Regions from separate parts of the Homo sapiens genome. Here region 1 is linked to region 2. Evidence: chromatin contacts called from ENCODE Hi-C data. All regions are on one chromosome and are shown on one strand. The core of a region is the stretch at or near the end of the contact, and the rest is flanking DNA. Distances in the headings are between cores, read along the strand shown.

What was found. A loop is a pair of places that touch in the nucleus more often than their neighbours do. Pooled maps may share reads with other maps.
Region 1: a map of naive thymus-derived CD4-positive, alpha-beta T cell shows a loop between it and region 2 (6-fold over the local background). The contact joins the promoter of MTHFS here to the promoter of MESD in region 2. A Hi-C loop is called at or near these places in 2 of 168 maps with a recorded cell type or tissue (CD8-positive, alpha-beta T cell and naive thymus-derived CD4-positive, alpha-beta T cell), 2 of 37 single-sample maps with no recorded cell type and 11 of 50 pooled maps.

The regions. Positions count from the first base shown.
Region 1 is chr15:79,892,375-79,899,411 of GRCh38, reverse strand. MTHFS (methenyltetrahydrofolate synthetase) reads left to right here and starts at 2,398. Exons shown (of 3, transcript NM_006441.4): 1 at 2,398-2,540. The coding sequence starts at 2,424. The region is part of intron 2 of ST20-MTHFS (ST20-MTHFS readthrough); the gene reads left to right. ST20 (suppressor of tumorigenicity 20) reads left to right here. Exons shown (of 3, transcript NR_037653.2): 3 at 287-570. RefSeq lists an enhancer at 1,900-1,949 and a silencer at 2,090-2,389.
Region 2 is chr15:80,986,438-80,993,402 of GRCh38, reverse strand. It overlaps MESD (mesoderm development LRP chaperone), which reads left to right and starts at 3,584. Exons shown (of 3, transcript NM_015154.3): 1 at 3,584-3,824. The coding sequence starts at 3,612. RefSeq lists a silencer at 3,311-3,590 and enhancers at 3,341-3,635, 3,275-3,888, 3,621-3,900, 3,889-4,503.

The sequences.
Region 1 (7,037 bases), core at 1,149-3,648, 1.1 Mb after region 2:
GTTATGAAAAAAACTATCTCATTAGTGATTTGACATTGATTACATACAGAAATCATTATCACTAAATATATCTTAAAAATTAATTTTTCCTATTTTTGTACTTTTTAAAATGTGGCTACCAAAAATTAAAATTACAGATGTAGGCCACACTGTGTTTCTGTTACACAATGCTCCTTTAGAGGGATAGAAGATTATTTGCATTATTTAAATGAAAATATTTTTGCTTTTTATTCCAGCATACTTAATCTCCAATGATTTTTAAAATGTTAAATTTATTCTCTCATAGGAAAATGGCTTTGTAAAGAAGCTTGAGCCTAAATCTGGCTGGATGACTTTTCTAGAAGTTACAGGAAAGATCTGTGAAATGCTCTTCTGTCCTGAAGCAATACTGTTGACCAGAAAGGACACTCCATATTGTGAAACCGGCCTAATTTTTCTGACTCTTACGAAAACGATTGCCAACACATACTTCTACTTTTAAATAAACAACTTTGATGATGTAACTTGACCTTCCAGAGTTACAGAAATTTTGTCCCTATTTAATGAATAAATTGTATGTATTTTTCTCTATATGCCATTTTTGTCTTCAGTTTTGGAGTCTGGCTGGAAATTCAGCCAAAGGGTAAAAGCTCAACACAGGATCCAGGCAATTAATTATGGGATGATGACCAGGAAGGCGGTGTCTTTTCTGCCCCAGGCAGACTTTTAAGGTGTGCCATTACCCCAAAAGTCCTTTTCTGTGTCACTAGGCTAGACTGCAGACTAGACTGAGAAGCGGACTCAGGCTAGAAGCAGACTCAGGTCGGCTTCCCTCTTCCCTCCTTCCTTCCCATGCTTTCTGCAGTTTCCAGTGCCCCTGGCTGCTTAAGAGTTTCCATTGATGCCTCCTCCCCAGCCTTCTCTCTCTGGCTTGCCATTTGGGGTTGATGGATATGGCAACCTGATATGCAGGATACTCTGGGATATTCTGAACAAAGAAAATTGGTAAATGATTCAACGTGGAGCTAGTGTTAATTTTAATTTTTATTTTTTGGTAAAAATGAACAGATTAGAAAAGTACGTAGTTTGTTAGACCTCGTGTTCTAACTTTTAGGTCAGCAAATCTAATTGCACTATGTATACGCTGTACCTGCCTGGCCTTCCCTTTTTCTTACAACACAGTCCCCCTGGGACTTGCATTAGCTTTCCCTGGAAGCTGTTGATAGATTCCATAAAGAAGCCAGAACTCCCCTCTCAAGCCATGTGCATTCTCACCGGGCACTTAATTAATGCTTTACCTAGGAGGTGTGATTCTTAACGGTGGGGATTAAGACACTGGGGCGGTCAGTAGGGACGTATTTTTGGCAGAGACAGCTCTGGTTTTCTTAGGAAGTCACATCTGAGAGGCAACCGTCTATGCCATCTGAGGCGCCTGTCTACTGGGAGCAGTTTAAGACTTAACAGTTTCTTTTACCTCTTCCTGCAAGTGCCTCACCCACCCCCCAACTGCTTTTAGTTTTAATTCATTTTTGTGTTTTAATCAGAGCTGAGTGGTGGGAATGAACAGTCACTGATGGTTATAACAGGAAGTACCTATGTGGGCACTATTACCTGGAATACATTCACACTAGAAACCCGCAAAATTTGGCTTTTACACTACAGTTATTGCTTTAGCAGTGTTCCCGATTATGTATCATCTATACATTCATCACATAAGGACATTTCCATCAACCACTGTGGTCCCTTAAGATTATAATGGAGCTGAAAAATTCCTAATACCTACTGATGTGGTAGCCAACCAACACATTACCTTTTCTGTGTTTAGATACACAAGTATCACGGTGCTTACAATTGCCTACAGTATTCGGTACAAAATACGCTGTACAGGTGTGTAGCATAGGTGTGTAGTAACTTTGTGTAACTACACTCTGATGTTTGCACAAGAAGGAAATCGGGGCATCTGTCAGACCTATCCCTGTAGTTAAGCGACTCGTGACGATTTCGCTACATGTCCTGCCTTGCCCTTCTTTTCTGGCCCCTGAAGTCCCACTACTGAACAGTACAAGAGATGCCAGGCACCGTGGGTACTGCCGGCCATCTTTACCATCCCCGCCAGTGGCGCTGCCGCCTCCGCGGTCCCGGTGAGGGCCCAGGCTCAGGGAGGTCAGGCGGCAGGGCAGCGACGGCGCCTCGCCACCGCTCCCCTAACCGGGGAGGGCGAGCCGGACCACGGGGACCGCACGAGGGCTGGGTCCCAAGGGCCAGAGGCGAGGTAAGCGCGCGGCGCGCCGCGGGCCCGCGTCCCGGAAGCGGGGTGGGGGCGCTTCCCCGAGCCCCGACCCGCCCCTAGGCCGCGGATCCACCTGGGAGCGGCCAGGGGCGGAGACCGAACCCGAGGGCGCCCAGGGCGCCGAGGGCGGGACTGGACTCGGCTTGGGCGTGAGATGGCGGCGGCAGCGGTGAGCAGCGCCAAGCGGAGCCTGCGGGGAGAGCTGAAGCAGCGTCTGCGGGCGATGAGTGCCGAGGAGCGGCTACGCCAGTCCCGCGTACTGAGCCAGAAGGTGCGAGGCCGCCCGTAGCGGAAGCCGCGGCGGACAGACCCTCCGAAGGCCTGGCGGCCAGCGATTGCTGATCTGTGCATGGTCCGTGCTGGCGCTGGGCTAGGCGCCCCCCCACCCCCCGGCGCGCGCACGTTTCCCCTCCCGGCGCGCGCACGCCCCCTAGTCGTGGTCTGGACGCTCTTGGCACTATGGCGGGGAGAGGGCCCGGTAGTGAAAGTTGTGGGGCTAAAGAGCGAGAGGACGGCAGGGGTTGACAGATTTATCTCTGGGAGGGGAGTTTGTTTGCATGGGTGGCTCTTTTGGTGCTCGAAAACCCTCCGTGGGGATGACGGTGCTGTGGTGAGAGCACGGTGAGAACAGAAAGTTGTGGTAGAGGAGATGGGTGAACACCTGAGTGCCCAGGTTCCCTCAGTGAGGCCTAAAGTTAATGAGCTACGAGTAAGACTCCGGTTATATTAGTAAAATGGCCAGAGAAAGATGCAGGTGCTTTAGACGAGGGAACACCAAAAAAGGTGTGGAGATGCCAAAGGGCAGAACTCAGAGGTTGACTGGACTTCACTAAGCATATGGAGGGCTAAGGCTGTGTCTCAGTAGCTCCAGGGCCTAGGCTTTTCCTGTCTCAGAGTTGGTCAACATTAAATGCTTTTTCTTGAGTGAACGAAAGGAAGACTTGGCTATCATATCCAGGCTTCCCAAGAACGTAGGAAACAGAAGAGAGAAATGAGAGGAATAAGTGAGGGTCCGTGTTTGTTGGTTAGCAGACCTCTGTTTCATTACTTTCACCAACTGCACTGCTATGTATTTTTAGTCTATGTAATGTCAGTTTTCTTATCAATAAAATGGCAGTCATATCCTGTTGTGAAGGCATGTTCTAAAGAGTTTTTGGGGACTCATTTTTGTTAGACACCAGAGGAAGAAAAATTTAATGTCCCCTGAATAAGTACGTATTTGTAATTCTGTTGTAAGTCAAACTGATGATCTGTCTTCCCAGCATCATGCTTCAGAGACACCAGATATTTGGAAACTTGATGTTCCTTGGAATTAGTTATACCATCAGGCTTTCTTAATTACCCTTCACTATTCTATTATCCGTTATTTACTCAAATTCAAGGTGCCTATGGGTTAAAGCAGTAAAGCATATATGCTCATTTCACCCCTCTCTTCATCTATGTAGGTGTGTATGAGGGAATCTATACAGATGTTAATTCGTTCGTTCAAACAGAATTATTTTAGCTATTATGAGGAAGCATTGCTGGGTGTTTTAGTAGATGTAAAGGATATAGACTCTTGTCCTTACTATCTAGTTGTTTAAAATTTAGCTAATTCATTCACATATGTTGAACACCTATGTAGTGCACACTTGGCTATATACTGGGTTGTGGAGATGAAAAAGATATGATTGTTGCTCTAAAGGAGCAGAGAGCCTAGAAGAGGAAACAGACATGAATAAAGAATTGCATTGAAGCCAGATATATGATAAAGGTAAACACCAATGTTGTGGAAACATAGCCTTGGGGAGGGGAAATTGGAAAGCTTTCTATTGGAAAATGTTTGAGATGAATTTCGGAGAACAAGATGAATTCTTTCAGGTGAAGGGAAAGATGGGATAGGGGAGTGTGAGTAGGGATATTTAGGCAAGAGATGACAGGATACAGTTTAGCATGGGCTTTGGAACTGCACAGATCTGGGCTGAATCTGGCGCCATTGTTTTTTAACTGTATATCCTTGGACAGGTCTCATAATCTCTCAGAACCTTTGGTTCCTTGTCTATAAAATGGATAATATCACTCTTGTAGGTCGATTGTGAGAGTTAAAGAAGTGTGTAAAGGGATGTATTCAGAGCTTTACCTATTGTTTGTTATGTCCTTTAGGAAGAGTATAATGGCAGCATTTGGATAATGGGTTGAGGAAGGAAGAAAGAAAAAAAATATGGAGACCAGTAAGGGGCTGTTGTGCCAATTCAAGTGAAAGATGAAAAATATGCAAACCAGAGCATGGGCAGTGAAGATGAGGGGAAAGGAGGCAAATGGGAGACTGTTAAGTGAGAAACAGCAGGACTTGGCAACTGATTGGAAGAGGTTAGAGAATACTGGAAGGGGAGGAGAGTCACCAGTGATTCCAAAATTTAGAGCTTGGTATAATGGTGTTTAGCCTTAGGCATAAAGAAGGTAGGAATTGGAACAAATTTTGGAGGGGCATGGGGAAAATAAAGATGAATTCAGTTTCTAATCTTCTACGTTGTCTTTCTCCGTAGAAGATTAGAATTCATAAACTATAGATGGAAATAGTTTACATAGATACAGAGTCACTGACAGCAATAGAATGACGACTGAGAGCTGGCATTAAAGGAGGAGAGAGAAAAATTAAAAAGCAGACCCATGACCCTCAGTAATAAATACATTTTACTCTGTACAAACAAATATACACATACAAGGAACATTTTACAGCTCTTAAGCACATACAATGAAATTTAATATTTTCTTTTTTTTTCAAGACAGAGTCTTGCTCTGTCGCCCAGGCTGGAGTGCGGTGGCATGATCTCGGCTCACTGCAACCTCTGCCTCCCACGTTCAAGCGATTCTCCTGCCTCAGCCTCCCAAGTAGCTGGGATTACAGGCACGTGCCGCCATGCTCAGCTAATTTTTCTATTTTTAGTAGAGACGGGGTTTCACCATGTTGGCCAGGGTGGTCTCGAACTCGACCTCGTGATCTTCCCGCCTCTGCCTCCCAAAGTGCTGGGATTACAGGCGTGAGCCACTGTGCCTGGCTCGAACTTTAATATTTTCTATTCTATTTCATTTAAAAATTGTAGCCCACTATTGATTTCATGACTAACCAATGGATCATCACTGGAAACATCAGTGTACTGTGTAGTGTTTTGCCATAGTGAATGCTCAATAAAGGTGTTAAATGATGTCTTTCATTTAGAAAAGCGTATTTATTCTTATTGGCACTGTACCTTTTTATAACTTAGAAATTTATCAGAGAAGTAATTTAAATGGTAAAGAAATTCAGGTTTATGTCATATCTTGATTCCCTAAGATGAGGAAATTAGTGCCCCTTTACTCACTGTGTTTTCTACTCCCTCTGTCAGTTTCTGACATTTATATTGTTATATTTATGTTGTCAAGTTTTGTAATTTTTCTTTTTCTTTTTCCTTTTTTTTTTTTTTTTGAGAGGGAGTCTCGCTCTGTTGCCCAGGCTGTTATGCAGTGGCGTGATCTCGGCTTACTGCAAGCTCTGCTTCCCGGGTTCATGCCATTCTCCTGTCTCAGCTTCACAAGTAGCTGGGACTACAGGCGCCCGCCACCACGCCCGACTAATTTTTTGTATTTTTAGTAGAGATGGGGTTTCACCGTGTTAGCCAGGATGGTCTCGATCTCCTGACCTCGTGATCCGCCTGCCTCGGCCTCCCAAAGTACTGGGATTACAGGCGTGAGCCACCGCGCCTAGCCAGTTTTTCATTTTTTGAGACAAAGTATCGCTTTGTTGCCCAGGCTGGAGTGCAGTGGCGCAATCTTGGCTCACTGCAACCTTCGCCTCCCGGGTTCAAGGAGTTCTGTGCCTCAGCCTCCCAAGTAGCTGGGATTACAGGCGCCTGCCGCCACGCCTGACTAATTTTTGTATTTTTTGTAGAGACAGGGTTTCATCATCTTGGCCCGGCTGATGTTGAACTCCTGACCTCATGATCCACCTGCCTCGGCCTGCCAAAGTGCTGGGATTACAGGCATGAGCCACCACGCCTGGCCAGGTTTTGTAATATTTAAACTTTGTTCTGTAACTATAATGAGTCTACTGAGCAGTATTTGTGACCGATTTCCAAACTTGAGATTTCAGTAAATTGTATTTACAGTAAACAGTATTTACAAAAATATGTAAAGCACTGAATACATACCTTGTATTTATTTTTTTAATTTTTTTTTAGATGGAGTCTCGCTCTGTTGCCAGGCTGGAGTGCAGTGGCCCAATCTCGGCTCACTGCAACCTCCGCCTCCCGGGTTCAAGCGATTCTCCTGGCTCAGCCTCCCGAGTAGCTGGGACTACAGGTGCGCGCCACTATGCCCAGCTAGTTTTTGTATTTTTAGTAGAGATGGGGTTTCACCACGTTGGCCAGGATGGTCTCGACCTCTTGACCTCATGATCCACCCACCTTGGCTTCCCAAAGTGCCGGGATTACAGGTGTGAGCCACCACGCCCAGCCGTATTTTTGTTCTGTAGATGGTATTCATTGTAGAATCAAGTTGTATGATTGAATATGTAAGAAAAGACATAACTTTATGTCACTAGATATGTGTAGCTAGGAAGGTAATGTTTCAAGTGTCAGTACCAAAGCTTTTCTCTTTTCCCCCATAATTGCTCAAAATCATTCTCTTTTTTACTTTGTTCCCATTTGGAGCATATTTCTAATTTCTGTATTTTTCCAGGAGCTTCTGATTGCCTTTATTTTTCCTTTTTTGACAAATCAAGAATATGTGTTTATCTTATCAATAGATTCTT
Region 2 (6,965 bases), core at 2,335-4,834:
CCGGGTTCAAGCAATTCTCCTGCCTCAGCCTCCCGAGTAGCTGGGATTACAGGTGCATGCCACCACACCCAGCTAATTTTTGTATTTTTAGTAGAGACGGGGTTTCACCATCTTGGCCAGGCTGGTCTCAAACTCCTGACCTCAGGCGATCTGCCCGCCTCAGCCTCCCAAAGTGCTGGGATTATAGGCATGAGCCACCATGCCCAGCCAGGAAAACACAATTTTAATTATTATGTTTAACTCTGTGAGTATGCTCTTCTGCCCAAAAATAATGGTGGTGACCAGGAATGGACACCTGCCTCAGACTGGGCCAGTCACATTCTCTACTGAAAATCTGAAATTCCAACAAAAGGCAACGAGTTAGTTGCTACCAATATTTAGCAACTACAATGAATGATTCGTGTCTATGTAATTAAATTTTTTAAGTGAGTAAATTTAGGGGCTGGTAAAACCCAGGAAGTATGCAGTACGTCTATTCTTACATTGGATTAAAAAGCAACAAAAGTGCAAAATGGTAAATACTCATTACCTCTCTCAGCCCATCCCCAGGCCTCTCCTCCTATGCCTTCCCATGAGTCAGTCATTAGAGGGTTAATGTTTGGCACAATGGTGACTGTACCCATCAGCTCATCTGCCTCAGTTCTGATTAACTGGTAATTGTGCTACTCCAGTTTTTCAACATTTTGAATATTACCCCCGCCTGCTTCCAAATAGTACTAGAAAGTCTTGCTTCACCCTCCTCTGTTGTGGAATGATGCATGCCAGGATGAGCTCAGGTTAAGACACTAATTAGATCTGAGATTCAACTTTACCATCCACAGTCACTGAATCACTTAGAGGTGGGGTTAGTATTAACCCCAGAGCACTGAAGAGACTTGTGGCTTCACTTAGGCCATGAGCACACAATCTTTCACATCTGTCCTCTCCAGTCTACACTGCACCACCTGGTACCTGGCACAGACTCTTGTCCCATCTGAGTGCTCCTCGCTCCAGACTTTTCAATGCATTTTCCATTTGGCTCCCAATTTAACCATCCTGAGTGCCTCACTGATTAACCTAGATGGTGCTGTGGCGGAAGAAGGACTCCAAGAAGACTGGACCTTGTTATCCAGTACACCTCGGCTTAGATTCTTGCCTTGCCGCTGCACTAGCTGTGCAGCCTCAGACAAATTGTGTAATTGTAAAACCAGGATTTCCTCTTATTTAAATTGGAGAGATTATCATCATCATCACATCATCCCTTTGGGCCCGGATCTCCTGTAATCTGCATGAAATTTACTGCATATTGTTTATCTGCTCTGCCAGAGTAAGGATATTGTTATATTCATTTTTGCATCAGTGCCTCACCTGATTCTTGGTTAACAATAGGTCTTTGGTAAATAAAATTCCCCCCAAGTTGAATGGAATCAAGTTCCAAACACTAAAGTAAGTTTCAAATATCCAAATGTTGAAAATGCAATTGATCCAGATGTTTTCATATCAGTGGATTATATGCCGAATTGATTTCCTCCTTAGAGGAAAGTCAGTAGCCCTGAAACTTTCTACACATTCCCAACAATTTCTGTAAAACTTTCAATGATCTTATTCTCTATAACTAGATATGTGGGCCAAGAATCCCAACACGTTTGCCCCTTAACTTTGAAGCTGGCAATATGAATTACCAGGGTGACCCCTCCCAGTAGAGCACATGATCAGCCACAGCTGTGCATGTTTTTTAGTATGACTGCACTAGGATAGGGCTCCAAGCCACTGGGTGGAGCAATGTGCTCTGGGGAGAAAGCTCATGACATTTCCCCTATGATTTCACAAAAGAAAAAATCTTTTTCTTATGAGTTGTTTCTGCTCAACGTCAATAGGAAAGGTCATAGCTTAGCGTGTTTACATACAGATGCATGCATGAATATGTAGAATATCAGCCACTCCTACGGTGTGAGAGAATTTAAATTGCACTGGTCCTAAGAGTGAAGGAAAGCAGGCGTAGTTGCCTACTCAACCTCCACTTTATTCTTTTCCCTTTATAACAATCCTAATTTCATTTGAGATGACAATGTATACAGCTAGAAGACAATTTCTCAGCCTCCCTTGGAGAGCTAGGTTCCAGCCAATGAGATGTAAACAGAAATGTATGCAATGTTCAAGTAGGCTGCTTAAAAGAAGTTGACTCCACTTGAAAGGTGTGCTTGGTTTGGCCTGCCTTCTCCCTTCCTCTGGTTGAATGTCATCTTGATGACTGGAGCTCCAGGAGCCATCCTGGAATTTCTGACCTTGAGGGTGGAAGCCACAGGCTAATATGATAGAAGGATGAGGAAGAGGCTGAGTACCAGATGGCTGAGAAGCCACTATACCAGCCCTAGTTTCGAGTTTACACTGCTTCTGTGAAAGAAAAGTCAATCACAATAAAACCTTTTATCTTGTTTAAACCACCTTAAAAAGTCAGTTTTCTTTTATATGCAGCCTACTAATCCTATCCAAACAAGGCTTGAATAAGGTTTACTACAGCTCTTTTTTGTTGTAATAGCAGAAAAATTGGTAATAAATGCCCATCAATAGGAAAATAAACTATTAATTTAACAATACCAAATAAAACTGTGCAGCAGTATAAAGAATGAAGCGTTTTTTGTTGTTGTTTTTGAGATGCGGGTCTTGCTTTATTGCCCAGTCTGGTCTCAAACTCCTAAACTCAAATTATCGTCCTACCTCAGCCTCCCAAAGTGCTGGGATTATAAAGGCTTAAGCCACCGTGCGGCCTTTGGTTTTTTTTGTTTTTTGTTTTTTAAGGTCTTATGTAATTAAACATTTTAAAGACATCAGCTGATGAGCCGTTTAAAACAAGAAGAATCTCAAAGCATCTTTGGCCAAAATCTTTTTAAGAAACAAAAAGTAGCGTGATTCAGCCTTGAAAAGGATTAGTTAGAGCCTACAGTATTAGGTTGAAATCAAAGAAAGGCAAGCTTTTTTTTTTTTGGATGAATAGTAATGATCTTTTTGGAAAAAAAAAACAAATATTGAAAGCTGGTTGAACTGAATCCTCTTTATTGATGAGGAAAGCAGTGGACTCGAACTATTTATGACTTTCTGAAAAAAGTTGCCCTACCTGCCACTCACTTCTTTTTAACTGGCTGTTCTCAAAGGAAATTGCAAGAGACTGAGGATAAACGTCCGACATCCAGAAATGGGCTTTTTTAGAGCCGAGGCAGCCTCCAGAACTTCCAGTTCCAATTTATTTCACAGGCGAGAAACTGAGGTCAACAGGGACGTTGGTTAGTGGTTCCTGGAGGCCCTGAAGGAACTTTTGGACCTGGCTTGTGCGTTCCAGAGAAAAAGGTCGGCCTCTGACGGAAAACGAAAAATGAGCACTCAGGGACCCACCCAGCCGGGACAGAGCGCCTCAGCCGGACCAAGAGGAGGAGCCAGTGGGGCGGGGCCAAAATGGCGGAGGGGCGGGGCTTCCAGAGGCGGGGGTTAGGAAATGGTACGGGGCGGGGCCCGGTAGGCTAGCGAGGGCCGGGAGGCGGGGCCTCGGAAAGGCGGACAGGAAGGCGTGTGCAAGGCGGGGTCCGGCCCGCGCAGGTCGGGTAAGCGCGTCTAGGGCGCTGCGCGGCGCAGCGAAAATGGCGGCTTCCAGGTGGGCGCGCAAGGCCGTGGTCCTGCTTTGTGCCTCTGACCTGCTGCTGCTGCTGCTACTGCTACCACCGCCTGGGTCCTGCGCGGCCGAAGGCTCGCCCGGGACGCCCGACGAGTCTACCCCACCTCCCCGGAAGAAGAAGAAGGATATTCGCGATTACAATGATGCAGACATGGCGCGTCTTCTGGAGCAATGGGAGGTCCGCGGCGCGCGCACACCCTCCCGGCTCTTCTCTGTGCGGGACCCTGTTCCCTATGACCCCTTACCTGTTCTGTCTTGGGACCTTTCTGACCCCCTAACCTCCTCTACTCATGCCTTGAATCCTTACTGACCCACTGAAGCCACTGTTGACCCTCCATTCCTCCTCTGACCCGCGCGCCCTGCTGACCCTCGCTCCAGCCCTCTGTCATTCCAGTGCCCTGTTCCTCCTGCCATTTCTCAAACCACTTCAATCACGGATCTGCCCCTCACTGTTCAGCTTTGCTCTCCCTTCACCCTTCAGTGCCCTGGTTGTCTTTGCGTTGATTCTTGTGGTCAGTGAGCCCTGCAAACAGGGAGAGTGACCTTTCCCAATCTACTAAAGAGCATTTCCTTCTGTTTTGCGGTGAGTGGGTGGGAGAGTGGGTTGCAGTGAAGATGGTCTTCCTTAATGGTTATCTCAGCTGTCTTCTAAATCAGTATAATTTTAGACTTCCTATTTTGGTATATGTCCCTGCTGGGAATTTTGTGCTTTTTGTGGGTGGATTTATTTTACTGAGGGGAGAAGTATCAATGGCTAATGGCTCTGTATCGTGAAACTCACGCTTTTTGTTCAAAGGAGAGTAAGTTTTCTGGTTTGTCACTTGGACGCACCGGAGTGTGCAGTTACAGGGAGTGTGTAATACGCTTTAAGGTAAAGATTACTGGCCAAAACCACATTGCTGCCTTTTCCCCTTCCTAAGGTGATTGTATCGTCCTGGTTGACTTGCATAGCTGTGGAACCTTGGGCAGGTTATGTCTAGTTTCTAGGCCTCGGTTTCTTTATCTGCAACATGAGGAGGTTAGGATGGGTCCTAAGATTCCTTCCAACACTGATGTTTTGTTATTTTGTGATTATCTCTGTGTGTGTTACGGGAGAAGGGAAAGACTTTCAGACAAGAGTTTAAAATACCACCTGATGCATCTGACTAGAAGAATGCAGGCTTGTGTTTTCATGTGGTCATCAACAGCTGATGGAAAGATTGGGATAGATTTGAGTGTAGAGAGAACGTCCCCATTCACCGTCTCCCTTGCAATCTCCTTGTCTCTTTTTGGACTCCAGCAAATAAAGCCTTTTGATCTGCCAGAGTGAGAACATCACCTCATGAGAAATCCTCCCCTTGACCTACTCAGACCCTGAGCTAGACGAAGAGGGTGCTGAAGAGATGAACAAAGATTGCACTGGGAACAGTAGATAACAGGATGGATGAGTGGGGAGAGACTTTGAAGGCCAAGAAAAACACATTATCTCATTTAATCCTTTTACCCCATCCATGAGGGAGGTACTTATCCCTATTTTCTAGATGATGACATTGAGACACAAAGAGGTTAAATAACTTGCTCCACATCGCACAGCAAGCTAGCTGAGTTTCAAATTCTTTCGCGACTTTTAGAGCCAGTTCTTTGAACTGTTTTACCTGTACTGCCACACATGTTGGTGACAGAAGTGCAAATGAAGGATAGTGAGGAAGACGTGGATTAAGCTAGAAACTGCAGGAGCAGAGTAGAAGGGAGAAATGTGAGATTTTTATACTTTTAACAGGACTTGATGGTTGATTTTGTTTTTTAAATTATTTTTTATAGAGACAGGGTCTCCTTATGTTGGCTGGGCTGGTTTTGAACTCTTGGCCTTTGCAGTCCTCCCACCTTGGCTTCCCAAAGTGTTGGGATTACGGGCGTGAGCCACCATGCCTGGGCAATTGATTGATTTTGTGAATAGCAGGGCCACATAATGTAGTAAAAAGACAGGTTGGCTGGGCGCAGTGGCTCACGCCTGTAATCCCAACACTTTGGGAGGCAAAGGCGGGTGCATCACCTGAGGTCAGGAGTTCAAGACCAGCCTGGCCAACATGGTGAAACTCCATCTCTACTAAAAATAAAAAAATTAGTTGGGCATGGTGGCGGGCACCTGTAATCCCAGCTACTTGGGAGGCTGAGGCACAAGAATCGCTTGAACCAGGGAGGTGGAGGTTGCAGTGAGCCAAGATCATGCCACTGCACTCCAGCCTGGGCGACAGGGTGAGACTCTGTCTCAAAAAAAAAAAAAAAGACAGATTTTGAACTCAGCTTTACCCCTCACTAGCTACTTCATCCTAGTTTTACGTATCTGTAAAGCCAGATAACGCCCTACTTTGCAGGGTGCCATGCGGATTAAATGAGTTAATGTTTGTAGACGCTCTACAGACATGAGGACTCTTCCCCAGTAGCAGTGTTTTTTATGTGGGAGAGCGTATCCATCTCTGTGGGTGCTTTTTTTGTAGGAAGCAGTTCTTCTCCTCTTGTGACCATCTCTAAATCCATACCCTCACTCCTTCCCCAGCAGTGTGAGAAACAGTGCTTCAGTGAGAGGCTGTGCCTCAGAGGTGTGGAGAGGTGAGAATTCCTTCCATTGTGTTACAACTAATTCTGAGTCCCAATTGGTGTAGAAAAACCAAAGGTGGTTATTACATTTTACATTATGATAGCCAGGTATAATGGGAAGAGGCAGTTGGAGGGATTTGGAGCCAGAAATGTGGTTTGCACTTCTAGCATGTGAGTAAATTAAGTAAATCATTTATCCTCTCTGAACATCATCTTCCTTGTATATTAAATGGAACCGGGTAGGATTGTTCTGAAGGTTGGAGATAATATATGTAGAGTGCCTGGGACTTAGTAGCTACTTAGTAGATGTCACTTATTATTAATATCAAGAACCATGGGAGGAAGAAGAGGATTTGCAGAAAGGGGAGCTCAGCTTTGTAGCTACTGACTTAGACAAACAGTAATGAAGGAGCTCTAAAGCCAGTTGAAAATGCAAGACTGGCCTGGAGGCAGGGCTAGGACTGGAGTCAGGGGACTGCCTGACTTGTCCCTGGCCCCCCGCTCTGCCTCAGGGTAAAGACTGGATTGTTTTCAGCATAAACACACTGATCATAACAGGTTAGGTTACCCAGACTAAGGGTAGAACTGGATAATTATGTACATCTAGGGTACTATTTTTACACTTCAATTTTAACATATAATAATTATACATATTTATGGGGTACAGAGTTGTATTTCTACACATGTATAAAATGTAATGGTCAATTCAGGGTAATTAGCATATCTGTCTCCTAAACATTAA